2 separate regions of the Mus musculus genome follow, and region 2 is linked to region 1. The links are chromatin loops, found by intact Hi-C in ENCODE. Cell type or tissue: heart. All regions are shown on one strand. Each heading gives the region's core, and the rest is flanking DNA. Links, peaks and the distances in the headings are about the cores only.

What was found. A loop is a pair of places that touch in the nucleus more often than their neighbours do. Peaks named below come from ENCODE experiments on the same cell type or tissue, not always from the same donor. Only the 100,000 strongest peaks of a DNase experiment are listed, where the experiment ranks them.
Region 2: it touches region 1 in a loop (1.9-fold over the local background); 3 of 42 quality-filtered maps call a loop at or near these places.

What each region holds. Positions count from the first base shown.
Region 1 is chr8:8,331,333-8,340,385 of GRCm38, forward strand. No RefSeq gene overlaps it. Among named protein-coding and RNA genes, the nearest start is that of Gm31135, 150 kb to the right of the region's middle. In heart, for the core only: no CTCF peak of the experiment used is centred there; DNase peaks (open chromatin) are centred at 3,369 and 4,239; H3K27ac peaks cover 1,934 bases.
Region 2 is chr8:8,476,713-8,485,765 of GRCm38, forward strand. It overlaps Gm31135 (a long non-coding RNA gene), which reads right to left and starts at 8,016. Exons shown (of 4, transcript XR_870125.1): 1 at 7,906-8,016. In heart, for the core only: a CTCF peak has its summit at 4,098 (motif pointing left); no DNase peak of the experiment used is centred there; H3K27ac peaks cover 1,420 bases.

The DNA of each region.
Region 1 (9,053 bases), core at 366-8,365:
CAGTCCGGTAGTTTTGGCTGAGGACTTTCCAGTCAGAACAGTGAAAGATGCAGCTTTGTGCTTACTCTTCTCGAGCACAAACGCCAGAGGGCTGAGACGTGGAGAGACCAGCCAAGCAGACTTGCCTAGTTTCAAGCTGAACTTGAGCATGAGTGGAATGCAACACTGGCTGGAAAAGATTAAACTGCTCCTCACCCTCAGCAGCTCGGAGGGAATGACTCTAAAAACACATTATGCTGATAAAGACGAGCCCTCCGGAGGGTTCTTCAGCAGAGAGCCTGGAGTCTTTTTGTTTTAATTGCTCCTTTTAGGTTTTCACGTGACATGTTTTTAATCATATTCACACACACACACACACACACACACACACACACACACACACCCCAATCCTTTGCTTGGGTTTTCGAGACAGGGTTTCTCTGTATAGCTCTGGCTGTCCTAGAACTCACTCTGTAGACCAAACTGGCCTTGAACTCAGAAATCCACCTGCCTCTGCCTCCCAAGTGCTGGGATTAAAGGCATGTGCCACCACTGCCCGGCTCCATCTTAAGGTCCCCTGTTGACCTTCCCTGGTGGACAGGAGGTTCTGTGAAAAGTCCACAGTGCATGTCTCAGAGAACCTTGTCACTGAACAAAAAAGTTTGTTTAGTCAACGCCTCAGGAATGTTTCATAGTTCCCTGACTCTTGGCTCAATCGATATTGAATGGGGGTGGCCTGAGCTGTGGCTCACAGCACTGGGGATAGAGAATCTTAAGAGGCCACCTCCTTTTGGGAGGCAGGAACCCCAGTGGAGAGATAGGAACACCAACCCACCCACAAAACTTTCAACCCAACACTTATCCTGCCTACAAGAAATACAGGGAAGGGGGAAGGAAGTAGAGAGTAAGGGAATGGCCAAGCAATGACCAGCCCAACTAAAGACCAATCCCACGGGCAAGCACCAAGCCCTGACACTATTAATAATTGTTATTCTTGCAGATAGGAGTCTAGCATAGCTGTCCTCTGAGAGGCTCCACTCAGCAGCTAACTCAGACAGATGCAGAGACCCACAATCCAAAGTGGATGGAGCTTGAGGACTCTGATGGAAGAACAGGAGGAAGTATTATGGGCCCCAAAGAGGATAGAAAATCCACAGGAAAACCAACAGAGTCAACTAACATGGACCCTTGGGGCTGCCAGAGACTGAACCACCAGCCAAAGAATATACACAGGCTGGACCTAGGCTTCCCTGCACGTAAGTAGCAGATGTGCAGCTTGGTCTTTGTGTGGATCCTCAACAACTAGGGCATGGCTATCCCACAAGCTATTGATTTGTGGGATATGTTCTAGCTGTGCTGCCTTGTCTGGACTCAGTGGGAGAGGATGCACCTAGTGTTGTAGAGACTTGAAGTGCAAGGGAGGTGGGGATACTCAGGGGGTCTCCATTCTCTCAGAGGAGAAGGGGAGAGGCAATGGGGGAAGGATTGTGGGAGGGGGTGACAGGGAGGGGGTGACTGACAGGGAGGGGGTGACAGGGAGGGGGTGACAGGGAGGGGGTGACAGGGAGGGGGTGACAGGGATGAGAGGCAGTGATTGAGATGTAAAGTGAATAAAATAAATACATACAAATATGCATACATACAAACACACATCATACATACATACATACATACATACATACATACATGAAAAAGAAAGATCCAGACTGGTAAGAAGAAGCATGTGTTTTACCTAATAAGGCATGATTTTATAAACAAGGATCTATGCCATCTTTAAAAGAATTATATGTTTGTTCCTGAGCTGAAGAGGTCAGAGATAATAAGAAATACACAGGGTGTCAGGACCCTCCTCCAACTACACCAGGCTGTAAGCAAGCAGAGGGAGTATTCAGATGCTAACTGTTGATGTTTTATGTAAAAAGAAAGATGAATTGAAGGAGGAAATAACAATCCAAAGAACAAAGCCAAGGGCCATAGAAAACCATTCCTAGGGGGAAAATCATCAAAACATTGGCATTGTGCACCCAGATAGATTTTCATTCAAAATATACCATACATGTATATACATAAATATGCACACACACATATACACACAGAGATATAATGTATATATACATATACTAGATACACATGATATACAAACATACATAGAAACATATACATACACCTACACATGCATATACATGTATATACATGCTAGACAAATGCATTTACACACATACAGACATACATACACAAATATCTACATATATACTCATCCACAGGTATATACACACATATAGAAAAGCGAACATAGATACAGATACATAGATACACATGTGTATACCCTAGACATACATAGATATACACACATATCTACATGCACATAATAGAAACACATGTATATACACACAAATATATAGAGACACAGATGTATAATATACACATATAATCAAAATGTTCATGTAGCATTTTCTACAACTAAAACTGAAGGCAGCCCAGCTTTATCAGCGAGTGTAATTTGCCTTCTGATGCTGGCCAAAACCCACCTGAGGAAAAAAGTGTTCATTTGGCTTACAGGTTACAGATCATGATGGAGGGAAGCTCAGGCAGGAACCTAGAGGCAAAAATCTGAAGCAGAAAGCACAGAGGAACAGTACTTACTTGCCTGGCTCTCCCTAGCTTGCTCAGTTACCTTTCTTAAAGTCCCCAGGACCACCTGCCCAGAGGAAGCCCTGCCCACAGTGGACTGGGTCCTCCCACATCAATCATTAATCAAAAAATGCCCCACAGACTTGCCCACAGACCAGCCTGATGGACACCGTTCCTCAACTGAGAGTCCCTCCTCCAAGGTAACTCTGGTTTGTGTCAAGCTGGCACTAAATTAACCAGCACAGCTAGTCAATAAATATGTATCATCTATAAGAGGACTTAAAATTATCAGGTGGATATGTGTTACTGGCATGAAATGACAGCTATGGGTCATTATGAAGGGGGGCGATACATAGAATATACCCTAGTGTATAGCTTTATTTTTAAAAGTAAACGAGCATTTGTGCACATCTACATTTATTTGCATATGCATGTGAAAAAAAAAAGAGTCTTGAATGATCCACTCAAAATATTGCCTAGCATGGATATACAGTGGAGTTGATGTTGAAAGATGACGGGTACGTGTGCTTTCATCAAGTTCTGCAGGCACGCACAAACGCAGACCGCAGACACAGAGACCAACTGTCAGAGAGATGGGTCTGCAGCCTGGAAGCTTTTTGCTCTGAGGAGCGGACGGGCAGTCTCTGAAAGGGAAAGAGAAAGTGAAATCATGAGGATCCTGCAAGTGAGAGACACACTCCTCTTAGGCTGAAGCAGAAAGACCCAGAGGAGCCAGGAAGTAGTGAAGTCACTGGAGAGTGCCCAAACTTGGTGGAAACAGTACTCAAAGACTGCAGGGGACTGCCGGCCCTGTCTGTAACCACTGGAGCGGCCTGGCAGAGCCAGAAGTTAAAGGGCCTGCTTTCTTCTTCCGGTCACAGCTCTACCACAAACAAGTACGCACGGCTAAGGAGTACATCCACAGACAGAGTACCCCCACATAGAGATAACTACATAATGCCTGCTTAAAAGAATAGCATCCTTTCACAGGTCTCCTGGGCTGTCCTCCAGATATGTATCACAAGGATTTTATCCTCAGCTTCTTGCTTCCCTGCAGGCCTGGGCATGCGCTGAAGCCATCCCAAGATCAACACAGCCAGGGGTAAGATACTAAATGTGAAATTCTGCAGACTCAAGCTTTGCCTCCCGCTGGAAAAGGACCTGGGTCACAGTGTCTGAGTCTGTATACGCTGCCACCAAAGGCTGACTTACACAATTGTTCTGATCGCAGTTTTGAACCTGATGTCTGCGCCACCTTACCTGCCGCATACTTTGAAGACTAGGGTTGCACCTTCTGCGAGGGCAGAGGAATCCTGTCACTGACAGACCACCTTCGAATCCCTCGCTTGGTGAAGTGTGACTTCTAAGTGCTAGACCAGCTTCTAAGAACAGCCTACTTTCTACTTGCAGCTGAAAACGAAGGTTGTGTGCTATCGTGAATCGGATATTAGTCGTTAACGAGACGCTCCTTGATAGGAGGTGGCTGTCCTTGGCCATGTGCTTCCTGAAGCCTTGAAGAAAAGCCACAGCATTTCCTGCTGGTGCCGCTCCTGGGGTGGCATCACCAGGCTTTGTTGCACCTCATACTGGATACGTGACCACGGTTGCCAGCTTCTCTCTCCGTGTCATTATCATGGAACCTACATGCTGTGACCACTGTGATTTCTGACCGGCTATCACTCAGCCTGCTCAGGCATTGACTATTTTTAGGCAGAAGGTCTAGTCCCCGCTTTTATTCCCACAGCCGGCTTCTATTTTAATGCTCCATTTGGCTCCAGGAACCAAACCATAGCCGTGGAATTCCCACAGGGCGTTAACAGAAAGCAAAACCTCCTCCCACTTTGGAATTAATGAACCCCTCTCGCTGTCAGCCATGCTTTAATGGATTTCACCAGTCTCTGGATTTCCACACCCAGAACAGAAAGTCATACAAAGGTAACTTAATTCAGGAGTGACCTTTGAGTTCCTTGCCTGGCAGTATAGTAAATCTTGCTCGGTGGCAGGTTTATTCCTTTATCTCTGATTTCCATACAGGGCTTCACCTCCTATATGGAACCGACTTCAGTATTTGTAAAAGTATCGCTGTCTAAAATAGCTGATAATCCCTGCATTCTATCAACCCCAATGATAATGTCTCTCTTCATTCCCCTAAATTTAACATTTTACTAGACTATCTCTCAAGAAGATTGTTTCCCCCGTGGTACACGATATTTCAAACAACCAGAAAGAGAAATAACTTATTTTCTGTTCTCTTCATAGCAACATCTTTCTTCTTGTCACTTTTAAGGCTCAAAACTCACCAGGTTGGGCCTTTCTCTTATTTTTCTTGTTTTCTTTCTACATTCTCCAGTCATTTCATGGTCAGTTTTACCCGCTAACCTTCTGTCAAATGCAAATGAACCAGGTGAATTCGCAACAAAACAATCTCTGAAGTAGTATAGATTTGTTTTGGGTTTTTTTTTTTTTTCAGGGTTTCATAACCGGGAGTAAATTAAGCCTAAACGATGAACCTCAGAACTCTGTGTGTTTTATTCATACCACTGAGTCTTTGTGCAGCCCCAGCTAGAGAACGGTACTGGGGAGAACACAGCTTCACAGGAATCCCTGTGTTCTAGTAGCCATGAGAAAAAGAGTGTGCCTGGGGGACGGAGAGGGGGAGGCCAATTCTGAGGGCCGGGTTATCATCCCTAGTCCCCTTTCTGCTTCTCTCAGACGAGAACCATCATGGAGGAGCTTCTCCAACTCTCCATGCCCCAGGTGCCCTCACCTTCTGTCCAACAGAGGTCAGCAAGAATTGCTGACCACAGTGCCAGGGCTGCAGGTCACAGTGATTGGCCTCAAGTAAGCACAAGACCAAGGTGGCCCAGTTAGCAGCAGTTTTTAGAGAATTTTTCCTCCTCTAAATGCTGAGAGAGGAAAGTAATGCTGGCAAAAGAAGGTGCATCTCTTTTGTGATTTTCAGTATTTGTCCTAGGCTTTGGGCACTCTTGATTGGCTTGAGTCCAGCCAATCTTCACAGAAGAGACTAGCAAAGGCCCACCATGGTCAACACTCATGGGGTCCAGCCAAAGCACCACTTCGTGTTAGTTAGGTACTGAAAATTACCTAACAAGCAACTGAGTTTACTGTCTCAAGCAGAGAAAAATATTCCCATCAGAAACACACCCCAGAATTCACTCACCAGGGATGGAACACACACAGATTCCATATATAGCTCAAGTGCACATAGTAAGTGAAGACGCGGCCAAGATGAGGACTCTGGAGAGGGAAGAGGATGGAGATTGCCAGGGTACATGCATGCTTTGCTAAAGGTGTTTGGCTTTTTCCTAAAGACCACTGGGAACCTCTGAATCACTTGAGGAAGACAGTCAGTCAGCAGTCAGGTCAGAGCCCTGCAGTAGCATCTTAGAGGTGGGGAGGGCAGAGGAATATGACTGGAGGCCAGGAGCTAGGAGAAGAGGTGCCAACCCAGGTATAACAAGGCAACTGTGTTTGCTCACAAGAAGATGAAGGGACAGAACAGAGGAAGGTGGAGGCATGGGAGATGGTCAATAAAAGTGGCAGGATTTGGGAACCCGAAAGCCACTCCAGCCAGAGAAGCAGGTAGCCTGACTATCATCTCTTCTTTCTTCTAAATCCAATCCCCTAGTCTCCTCCCAAGCTCTGTAATAGAGCACCTGCTACGTTACCCCCCTTCCTCTCTGACAACCATCTCCAATGGACCATGTAGACAGTCTCCTTCATTTTTCTTTTCCCACTCCTCTCTTATCCCACCAGCAGGCATTCTCTGAGAACACTCCTAACATTCCAGCCAGGGAAGCAGGAAGGCTAGCTGCAGATCTTCTTTGCCCCCTCCTTCTTTTCTCTAAATTCATTGCTCTGTTCTCATGCCCAGCTTTGTAACAGACCATCCGCTATAGCCTTCCTTCCCCTGACCATTTTTCTTCCTGTCTCCAATAAATCACACAGGTCCTTCTCCCCAACGCTCCCTCCCGCTACTCACCACTATCCCAGCCTCCAACTCCATTAGACATTCCCTGGGAACCAACAGCCCAATATGGCCAGGGAAGTAGGTAGCCTAAACTCTCCCTCTTCAACTTTAAACTCAACCCCCTCAGCCTTAACCCCAACCCTGTAGCAGACCACATGTTGTGGCCTCCCCACACATCCAGTGGATCACTCATATCTTCTCTAACCTTTCTCTCCACTCACCCTATTGCCCCAGCCCCCAGCTCCAGCAGGTCTTCTCTGGAAACATGCCAGTCAAGCCTGCAGGAGAAGCAATTCAGCCAGTCAAGCAGGTAGGTGATCTTCAGATCCTTGCTCTTCCTTCTTTCCTCCAAATCCAATCCCAGAGCCAGCCATGTAGCTGACCTACTATGGCCTTGTTGTGCCAGGGGAAAAGTTAGTGATCCCCAGAAACACACATGGGAGCCAATCTGATGTAACTCACAGCAGGGTCTTTATTCTATTTGAGCTAGCTCAGGACACCCCAATGCATCACTGTCATGCAGGACGGATTTGGTAGAGGGGAGCCCCAAATGTCTATCGAAGAAAGGCCTCATAGTAAACAGCAAGCAGGGAATACATGCGCAAGCATCTAATGGGAAAGTTCCTGTGGCCTTTAACATAATTGGCTGGTGCTGGGGGTCAGATCGTAAACTTAACTTCTGCTTCCCTCCGCATTGGTGGTCGTTAGGCAAGGGGTGGGCTTGTAACCTAGGATGCAGGTTTGTTGGGGGAATAACCTGGAGGCACTGGTCCTGTTGAGAGTTAGCCTAGAGACTGGAGCTAGACTGAGGTTTTGTTGGGGGACAACTTGAAGACTAATTCTAGATCAGGTTCTCTAAAATGGTGTCTGAATCTAAAAGCTTTGGCATCTCAGCCTCAGCTCACTTTCTATCCCCATTCCCAGGGTACTAAACAGATCCTGATAGAACACCTTGCTGTCCTTCCACCTGTGAACCTCCTTAGCCTTCCCACCACTAACCCAACCTCATTTCTAAGTCTCAGCCCCCAATACCTAGAAACACATTTTACTAAGAACCCTATGACCACACCTAGCAGAATCCCAGGAGAATCTCCTACCTGACAACACATAGCCTACCACGTCCTCCAAAGACCCAGAGAGCAAAAGAAACTAAGGGACAGAATACCCACCTAATAAAGACAAGACTAGCTATCAGCACCTTCCCAAAACTCAGATGCCTAGATGCCAGTGTAAAATCACAATCAATAACAATCAAGACTTGAGGGGGGGGGGAGAATGAAACTGAGAGGTGATTTGGTGACAAATTCCATATGGAGAAGAGTAGTGAAAAATTACTCTCAGGATCTGGCCAGTGCCTCTGCAGGAAAGTTGCATGGTCTGAGTCTATGGTAAGGGAGATTTCTGTCCATCAGTTCAGGAGAGGTCAAGGTACTAGAGCAAGGTAGGCTGTAGCCTCAGCACAGGGCTGATGGGAAACAATAAGTGAGATTTCTCCTCCAACCTAGAAGTAAGTCTTTGCTGCCTTTGTCCTTGGTTAACAGCACATGGAGCTCTCTGAGTTTCATGTGATTGTGTTCCCAGTCCTCCCAAACACACATACATCTTCATCATCTGCTAACATGTGAGAAGACTGGGAGGCAGGAGAATGGCGTATGCTGTCCACGGTGACACATAAAACAATATGCATGCCTCAGTGGCCCCAGACCCAGCAAGAGCTCATGTTCATCAAGCCACCCTGACCTTATATGTCTAGATCACCACCCATAAGAAAGCGTGGAACAAAGACAAGTGATGGAAATAAATGATTGAAGAAAGAGAGGTGCAAGGTGTGGTATTGCAGAAGATGAGGCAGGATGGACTTCTAAAAGCCAAGACTGCTATGTGAGAAACAGTGGCCATGAATGTCAAAGTGCTTGTGAGTGGCCTTGAAACTCCATTTTCAGAAGACATTGCATATTACACAGTATACAGAGCAGGGGAAAGGCGAAGAGTGAAGAATTTTGACCACACATCCAGCCCTTCACACACATACTTCTTTAAGTGTGTGGTGGTGCATGCCTATAATTCCAGCACTTGAGAGACTGAGGCAGTAGGATTGCTGTAAGTGTGAGGACAACCTGGGCTGCATAAAGACTGCTACCAAGTCAATAAGGAGACAGAGATAGTGATGACATCCTTCAACAGGTCATAGCTTGTCAAGAAAGGCCACAAATTATGTCTGTTGGTGGCATTGTCTTTCTAAGAGTCCATATGCAGAAGATATGGTAATCCTGACATCACTAATGTTTCCAGATGGTGTTCATATGAGACCCCCAGCGCATTTCTGTATCAACCTGTTATTTAAATGCATATATTGTACATCCCATAACTGACCACACAACTCTCTAGCTTCCAAATTTTAAGAACTCTAGAGCAAGCAAAAATCATGGCATGCTCCAAGCAAATAGGCATC
Region 2 (9,053 bases), core at 872-8,871, 150 kb after region 1:
TACAAACATGCTCCTTGTGGCCCAGGGAACATTGCACACCACCATCACATTTCCCAAACTGTATTGAATCCAACCCACTTTGTCCCTTCCCAGCACTTCCTCTCTTCCAGGCAAAAGCTTCCCTCTTCTAGATTCTTCTTCAAACCTCTCTTCTCCCTTTCATCCCTGTCAAGGGACTTTTTCAACCATGGCTTCCTTTCTGTCCCATTTTTCATACTAAAAGCCATCTTTCCCCCTAGCCTCGTTTGCTACAGCTACTAGGGCATTCTCCTGCTGGACTTTTTGCTGGGTCTGCAGTAACTGATACTCAACACTCATTTTCCCATGAGTATCACTCTTTGGTGTGTGTGTTCTTTGATTTTGTTTGCTGACGTTAGTTAACGTTCTAGGGCATTAGCCACATGCCAGGCGATTGTCAGAATAGTTACAAACAGGAGCTCATTTTACAGCAACAGCCTTATTCTAGGAAACAAGAAATGGAGATACCTGAGGGGTTAATGGCTTTGTTAAGATCACACTACTATATGTTGTGGCTCCAAGACTCAAGCCGAGGCAGGCGAACACACAGTTAAATCCCCATCAGCCTGCATTGTTCCAAACCCATCCACAGACTTTTGATATATCTTCGCTAAGTGTTACCTTAAAAAAAAAAAAAAAAAAAAAACCCAAGAAGCCTAACAAGCAACCATAGCAGATGTGCTGATTCCAAAGTTATCATGTATGTTCTTATTCTTCAGTTTGAGCTTTTCTCTAAACCTATCAACATCCTAGGAAAGGTCTGTTTTATTATCCAATAGGTATGAGAGGAGTGAAAATCAAACCAGAGGCAAAAGAGACCACAGCTGTCCCCTTGCCTGGAGCAACTAATGAACAACTTCTTGTTCACAGAAATGACCTTCAAGACATCGGATATTAAGCAACAGTGGTGGTGCCAGAAAACACAAATGAGGTCAGGCAGCTCATCCCCTGGAGAAGTTTCCAGACGAGTCACGGGACCTGCTCACGCTGAATCTGCAGTCTCTGAAGGCTGAGAAAGCAGAGTCATGAATCCCAAGTGGAGAAGCCAGGAGAGTGGGATTTGCAGAGCAGAGGACCCCTGGACCATGGCGTCACTTCAATACTCCTAATGAAATCCATGGAAAGAGTAAAATGCAGTTTGGAGATGATAGCCCACATTTAAGACTTAATAAAGCTATATACTCACATAAGCAAAAAGGTCACCAAGCTCCAAACAAAGGGATGTTTTCTTTAAATTAAGAAAGGTTTACATAATGAGGATGGAGAGAAGGCTCAGAGGTTAAGACCACTGGCTTCTCGTGCAGAGGACCCAGGCTTAGCTCCCAGCACGCACATGATGAATCTCAGCCATCTGTAACTACAGTCCCAGGGGATCGCACACTTTCATCTGGCTCCTGAGGCACCAGGAACACAGGTGGTGGCCATACATACATACAGGCAAATACTCATACACATAAAACAAATAGGTTTAAGTTTAATATTACACAAAGGTCTATCAAAATCAGATTGTCCGAAACCAGTCGAAATTAATTTCTTTCCATGTGCATGATGTCGGGTGTAAATGTGCCAAGGACAACTTTACGACATGGCTTCTTTCCTTCATGGATCTGTGAGTTCTAAGGATTGACAGGAGAACCAGACAGAGAGGAGAGACCCACTGTGTAAAGAAGACCCAAAAAAACATGACAGCCAGACATCAAAGAACCTTCCAGAGAATGAGGGGATGTGTTTTGCTATACCAATAAATGTACAGTGTGCTTCAGCAATAGGACAAGGGGCTCATTGGGATTCAGTGGTGATGATGGTGAGCTAGAGACACTGGAGCACTGGAGACAGTAATTCAACATATATACATACATATATACATACATATATATGTATGTATATATACCCACACATATACACACACATCATCATCCAGAAAGCAAATAAACAAAACTGCTACAAAAGCACAGAATGGATTTCAAAGAAATCAGGAAATGAGAGAAAAAAGGAGACATTGAGGAAAAGAACAAATAACAGAATACAAAACAAAAGCAAGGTACAGATTCAAGTGCCAGAAACACGGCTTGGTGGGAAAGTGCTCACCTAGCACACGAGGTCCCGGGTTATGTTCCTAGCACCAAAATATAGAATAAAATAAAATAAACCAATCACAGCAGTAACTGCATTAAACTTAAATGGCCTAAAAATCAGTTAATTAAGTATCAAACTACATAAAAATACAAGAGCCAGAGCTACCTTAAAAGTATCTTAAACAGCCCAGGGGTGGTAGCACACACCTTTAATCCCAATACTTGAGAAGCAGAGGCAGGTGGATCTCTATGATTTCAAGGCCAGACTGGTCTACAGGCCAAGTTCCAGGACAGCCAGGACTATACAGAAAAACCCTGTCTCAAAATAATAACAATAACAACAACAATAATAAATAATATTGTAAACATAAAACATAAATAGGTAAAAAGTCAAACATGAAATGGTCCAGAGGATAAATATGATTGCTAAGCTAGCCTGAGGGCCCAAGTTCAAACCCAGGAACCCACAGGAAAACCCAGATGTGCAGCTCTGGTCACAGCACTCCTCCAGCGAGATGGGGAGCAGACAGGAAAGTCATTCAGGAACTCATAGCCCAGCTAGGTGAAGAATATTGGGTAGAGATAGAAACAGCAAGAGAGGCCCTGCCTCAGAACACAAGGTGGAACAAGAACCCGCTTTCAAAAGCTTATCCTCTGACCTGTGCACACACCATGGCTAATGCAAGACTGCACTCACATACACACCACACACATACATACAAAGTGATCAATAAAATGGGTACATATCGATCCACTTCCGACACGCAGCCAATTCCACAGCTGAAACCAACAGAAGCTATGAGGGCATACTGTGGAGGAGCCATGCCAACACAAAAGAGCTGTGTCATCCACCCTAACATAACTGGAGCTGTGAAAGACTTGGCAAAAACATCGTATGAACACGGACAAAGGCAGGAACCTGTCCAGTTTTGGATGAAGATAACCTGCAGCTCACAGGAGTGTGAGGGCAGGGGGTGGGGGAGGGGGAGGGTAACAGGAGGCAGCAGGGGCTGTGTAGGGAGATGTTCCAGGGTAGATAGGGGTGTTTTCTGTCATTTAATGCCCCCCCCCCCCGGCAAGTATCTGCAGACCCAGAATAATCTGCCCTCACAGTGACATCAAGATGCCCATAAAGGCCTGGTTGAGGAGAGGGCATATGAATAATCACATCACAACACAGCCCTGTGTCTTTATTTTTTCTCCAATCAGACAAACCAGTGTTAATTCTAAAACTTTGACAATGCAGTCAATCCGGTGGCAGTCATCTCCTTTATTGAATGATACTCAAATTGCATACTCTATAACTGTTTTGTGATCAAACCATGGATCTTGCCAATGAGATGTGAGTTGCTTCAGTTTGTGTCTTTAGAAAACATCTCGACTGTGTCGTCCCCCCCCCCCCCTTGGGGAGTAGTCACACATTAATCATTAGAAACACGCACCTCTACCTTGTGTATAGCAGAGAGGGGATAGAAAAGGAAGACACTCTTGTAATTACAGTTAAATAAGAGTAACCCCTGCCACACAGTCCCGTCACACATCAACTTCCTCTCAGCTCCACTCATAGTAAAGATCAATTTAAAAATGAAGCTGCAGCTGGAGATGAAAATGCATTAACTAAAATTTGGAGGAAGTCTCGCTGTGCTGGCTAAAGAGTGTACATTTTGGATTACTCCCTGAGATAAGTTCTTATCACTTTTATATGTGGTTTGTTTTTTTAACCTCAAAGTTTTTCTTTCAATCATTTCACTGCCCTTCCACTAGTCCCATAGAACTGTGCTAAGAATTACACTCTGAAGAAGAAATAAATCAGGCCCCGCATGTTAGTGAAGATGCATCCGAGATTCTCGATCAAATCGGGGCTGGACGGATGGCTCAGCGGTTAAGAGCACTGGCTGCTCTTCCAGAGGTCCTGAGTTCAATTCCCAGCAACCACATGGTGGCTCTCAAACATCTAGAATGGGAATCCAATGCCCTCTTCTGGTGAGTCTGAAGACAGCCACATTGTCTCAAATAAATAATAAATAAATCAAAAAACCAACCAAACAAACAAAAACAAACTCTAAATTAAAAAAAAAAAAAAATCAAATCGGAGCTGAAGAAATGGATCCAGGGTTGAGAGCACTCGCTGCTTTAGCCGCAGGCCCAGCAGGTACAATTCCCAGCAGCACCCACATCAGGCGTCTCACAACTTCCTGTCATCCCAGCTCCAGGAACCTCAAAGTCTTCTTCTGGCTTCCACAGATACTACGTGCATAAAGTACACACACACACACACAAACACACACGCGCGCGCGCACACACACACAATTAAACAAACAAACAAACAAACAGCAGGAAAAGTGCTAGCCTCAGATGTTTATGTGTGACTGAGATTTAAAACCCAGTCTTACAAGTTTATAAGTACGTGTTGGGGTGTACTCCACTGGACTCAGTTTCTGGGCCTGTCAAATTGGGCATGCAGGACTTTAAATTTCCAACCCCATCAAGGTGGCAGAATGCAGCTTCACCCAACCCCCCCCTAGCTTTGAGAAAGCTGAGGTGACGTCATCCGTTGGGGTTTCCAATACCTCAGTGTGAAACATAGGGATTTTACACGTGCAATTCCCTTCTCTTTCCTCTTTCCTGACCAAAGGCTGGACGCCAGGGATGAGCGGAGTGGACACCTTAACGTAGCCCCCTCCAGAAGCCTCTGCGAAGCACTACATGTTCAAGTGGACAGTCCCACAGTCATCCATGAACGGCCCCTCCCTCCCACAGCGTCCTCCCCACCCCCTCTTCTGTTCTCTAATGCCGTTTGCTGCCACGGGCTTTGTTTTCAAAATAATCCAAACTCAGGCTGGGACTAAGAATGCCTGTCACCTCCCAGAACTTGAAAGAGATTTTTAAAAATATGATTTATGGGGTTAGAGTTCTTGCTATACCCTAGGCATTGCTCTAAGGCTTTTATATAAATTAATAGCTTTCTGCCAACCATAGGCCCTATTAGGTAGGTACCAACACCTTTGATAGAGAGCACAGAGAATGTGGGCATCTTGTCCAAGAGCTCTGAAGAGATTCCATAGCTGAACTTAGACTAATGCACTTATAAGTTTCCAGGTGAACTATGGGTAAAACTTTTAAGGTTCTCTTTTGAACTCAGCATTAGCTCTTAAGGCTGTCGAATATTAAATAATTTTTTTAAAAAAGAAAAGAAAAAAACCACTTTAAAGTGAAAGTACTTCCTAAGTTGGGCTTTTGCCTCTCAAAAGAACCTTAAAGATAGGTTTATCTGACCTGCCCATATAAGGACCTCAATGTCCTATGTTGATTTAGATTCTAAGCTTTCCTGCTTAAACTTATCCTATTGATGGTAAGCATGGCTTTCACTTTAAAGGTAGATCTTTTCCATTATCTATTCCCTAAGGCCGCATCCCCTGGCCTGCATCTCTCCAGCTTCACAAATTCCGAGGCTTGACATCCGAAATCCCCTTATCAAATGAGATTGCAGCCTCTTTTCCCAATTTAAAGGCAATCGATATCCAGGTACAAGAAATGAAGATAGAGCCAGAGCAGCTGAAAGTCCTGGCCTCAGATCCTGGCTGTGTAAGCAAGATAGGGTCCCTGACAGAAGCAGAGATAAGAAGGGTTTCCTAAAGCCCAGGACTCCAGCCTCCCACTCCCTGGGCCTAGCCCTGGTCCCCCAGGAGCCTTGGGCATCCCAAGGCTGCCTGGTGAGCTGGAGGCTGGGACTTGTGAAATCAAGGTGATACCAGACTCTTTTCAGCTTCAATTTCTAAATGCCAAATTGTCATTTTAGACTTACAGATCCTAAATGAGCCCTGGGTTTCCCTTGCTTGAGGCCATATACAACCTAGCCAGGGGTCTGCAGACCTGATAGTCCTCTTCCAGAACCGAACTAATTGGTGCCCACTGCTTTATCCTTTGTCTGTTAAAAATAGGACACATGGCATTTCTGTTTAAAATGAGTTAGTTGGAATGAAGAACAGGTCTTTAATGTTAGCACCCAAAAGGACAAAAGTTTATCATAGAACAAAGGAGAGGGGAGGGGAGGGAGCACAGAGAGGGCACACCTTGCAGGACCTGCCAGTCTCCTGAGCCAGTACAGCCAGTACAAAGGCCACTTCAGCTTTGCCTGTAAAGTATCTGGATTACAGAGACCAGGATACTGTAAGGGTGTCGAAGCTTTGAGATGCTATTTTTTTTGTCTTTCTTTTGTTTAAGGATTCAAGTTGTGAGTAGGAAGTTGTGAAAGGCTGCGCAGGACTTTCCCTCAGCGATGATTGGGGGAGCGAGGGATCTGCAGAACCCCAGCACAAGACACAAGACCCACAAGACCCTTCCTTCCCTACAGAGTAACTGTTTTCAGAGGCAGGAACACCCACCTGATTTGAAGGAAGAACTGACCTTGCGGAGTAACTGACTCAGACCTAACTACGGCCTAGTTAGCAAAACAGCAGTTTCCCCAAGCCGAGGAAGCTGGCGATGACCCCAACATTCCTTTCGATTTCAAACGCAGTCCATGGACCAAAGTTTCAACTCCTGCCTTGAAACAGTACTATGGCTTGCTCTTTCCTGGAATCTGGAATTATCCTTTTTGAAGAAAGCTGAACCCTGAAGATTTTTTTTTCTTCTTCAGGAAATTGGAAGTTTCTCTGTGGAGCCAGCAGAGCATTAACCAACATCTTAGAGGCCACGGGATGAGGGATCACTTGCTCTGGAAGTGAACTTAAAACAATTATGGAAATGTATATTTATTTGCCTGTGAGTGCAGATGCCCGTGGAACCCAGATGTGCCCAGTGCCAAACTGGAGTGTATGCTCTTAACAGCTGAGCCATCTCTCCAGCCTTCATTAACATAGTGAAATAAACTAAAAATTTACCAAGCAATCAAAAGAAATGTGGGCTGGGTTGGTAGATGGGTTGGTAGAGCGTTTGTTTTGTCCCGCATATGTGAGTTTAACCTCAATGCCACATGGATTGAGTAGTGTAAATCTATCGCCCTGGACACTGTGGAGACAGAAGGCCGGGAAGTTTGTGATGAGGCAGGGAGCTGCTGTCTCTGCAGTGTGCTTGCCACACACACAAGCAGGAGGACCCAAGTTTGGATTTCTATCATCTACGTAAAAGGGGAACACAGCAGTGCAGATTTTAAAGACCAATGCTAAGTCGGCACTAAGACATATGACTGGAAAGTCTACCTGCCCGAATCCAAAAGCTCTAGGTTCAGTGAGAAATCACATGCATGTTTATCTACACATACACACACCATGTGCATACACACATGGGCACAGAGGCCATATTCATGTACATACAGATGTACAAATGCATATGTATTCCCTTATGCACACATGTGCATGTACGTACACACATCACAAGCAACACAAAGCAGCACATAACACTACATGCATGTATATATGTATATATATATATATATATATATATATATACATACATACACACACACTACATATATGCACTATACACTTACATAAGCCATACATGCACAGAAAACACTCCCATCCCCCTACAGCACACACGTGCACAAAAGCACATAGTTATCCTCTGTTGCACAGCAAGGTCAAGGACAGCTTGGCATGCATGGGGCTTTGTCTTAAAATAAAATACTAAAGTAAAAGAAAATAATTTGATTGGTTGTACATCTCAATGAACTTCGGCCTTCAGATACAGCTTGTAAAGTCTGTTTAGCCACCCAAACTGTGAGAAAGGCTTTGCTATGATATTTACAAACTCTGATTTTATAAAAACTAAATAAGCCAAACCCAACAAAAAAAAAGTCTGCACAATTTACCTAAGACTTTCCGATGGCTGCAAGAAGAGTGTGTTAACTGAAACTCCCCGGTGGAGCAACAGCCGCCGCCAGCAGCTCAGAGCCTCCGTTTTAATTGAATTCTCGGAGAGAGCATCACCACAGAGTGCAAAAGGCTTTGTCACTCGGAGCTCCAAGCTGCTCCAGCATCATTAGCATGCCATTACTGTCTGGTAAAACAGTGACTTTGACCCTGTCCTCTAACTAAGCCTTATTCATACTACACAAAGGCAGTGAAACTGGCTTGTAGCTTGCTTTCAAGGAACTCTGTGAACAGATAAAAGGCAGGATACAGCAACGACTTTTTTACTTTTATTTGTGTATTTGTGTATGTGTGTGTGTCTGTGTGTGTGTGTGTGTGTCTGTGTGTGTGTGTGTGTCTGTGTGTGTGTGTGTGTGTCTGTGTGTGTGTGTGTGTGTGTACTGTACTAGCAGTGCCACACAGTTCATATGTGGAAGTCAGGGGACAGCTTTGTGGAGAAAGTTCTCGGATCAAACTGAAATGGCCAGACTTCCACAACAACTGCCTTTACCTGCTAAGCCATCTCACCGGCCTGCTGTTTGTTTTAGAGTTTTTCCTTTTGTTTTTAATACAATACTTGATAACTAGGTATTTTTATCAGACTCCAACTTAAGATATTACTTGTAAAACTAGTATTATACATGCTATGTATTTTAAAGGCAGGAGTGAAGTTTTGTGCGAAGAGAGTTTGGATGTGCACAAAAACCATGTTGGTTTTTGACGAAAACAATAGATAATTATGAGAGTTCTGTAGAACTATGAATGATAACTGCTCCCACCAAAGCTGCTTTGCTGTAAGACATAGAAGCCAAGCCCCACCCCCACCCTGCCTGAGTCCTGCAGGCCAGGAGGAGCAACCCGGAATGAGGCTGAGGGAAATGCCCTGCTGCCCAAAACTGGTTAACTGTAATTCCTTCATAAAGACTTACACTTGGTCAAAAAGGCTGCCAAGAGATGGGAACTGTTTTATTTTGTTTTACTTGTTTGCTTTGTTTTGTTGTCATTTTCACCTAAACTCTGCATTTTAAAGAAATAATAAAAAGAGAAGTAATTAAAAGACTAACTAATCAGAGACTTCAGATCCAAAGACTGTACCCTTTGAAAGTTT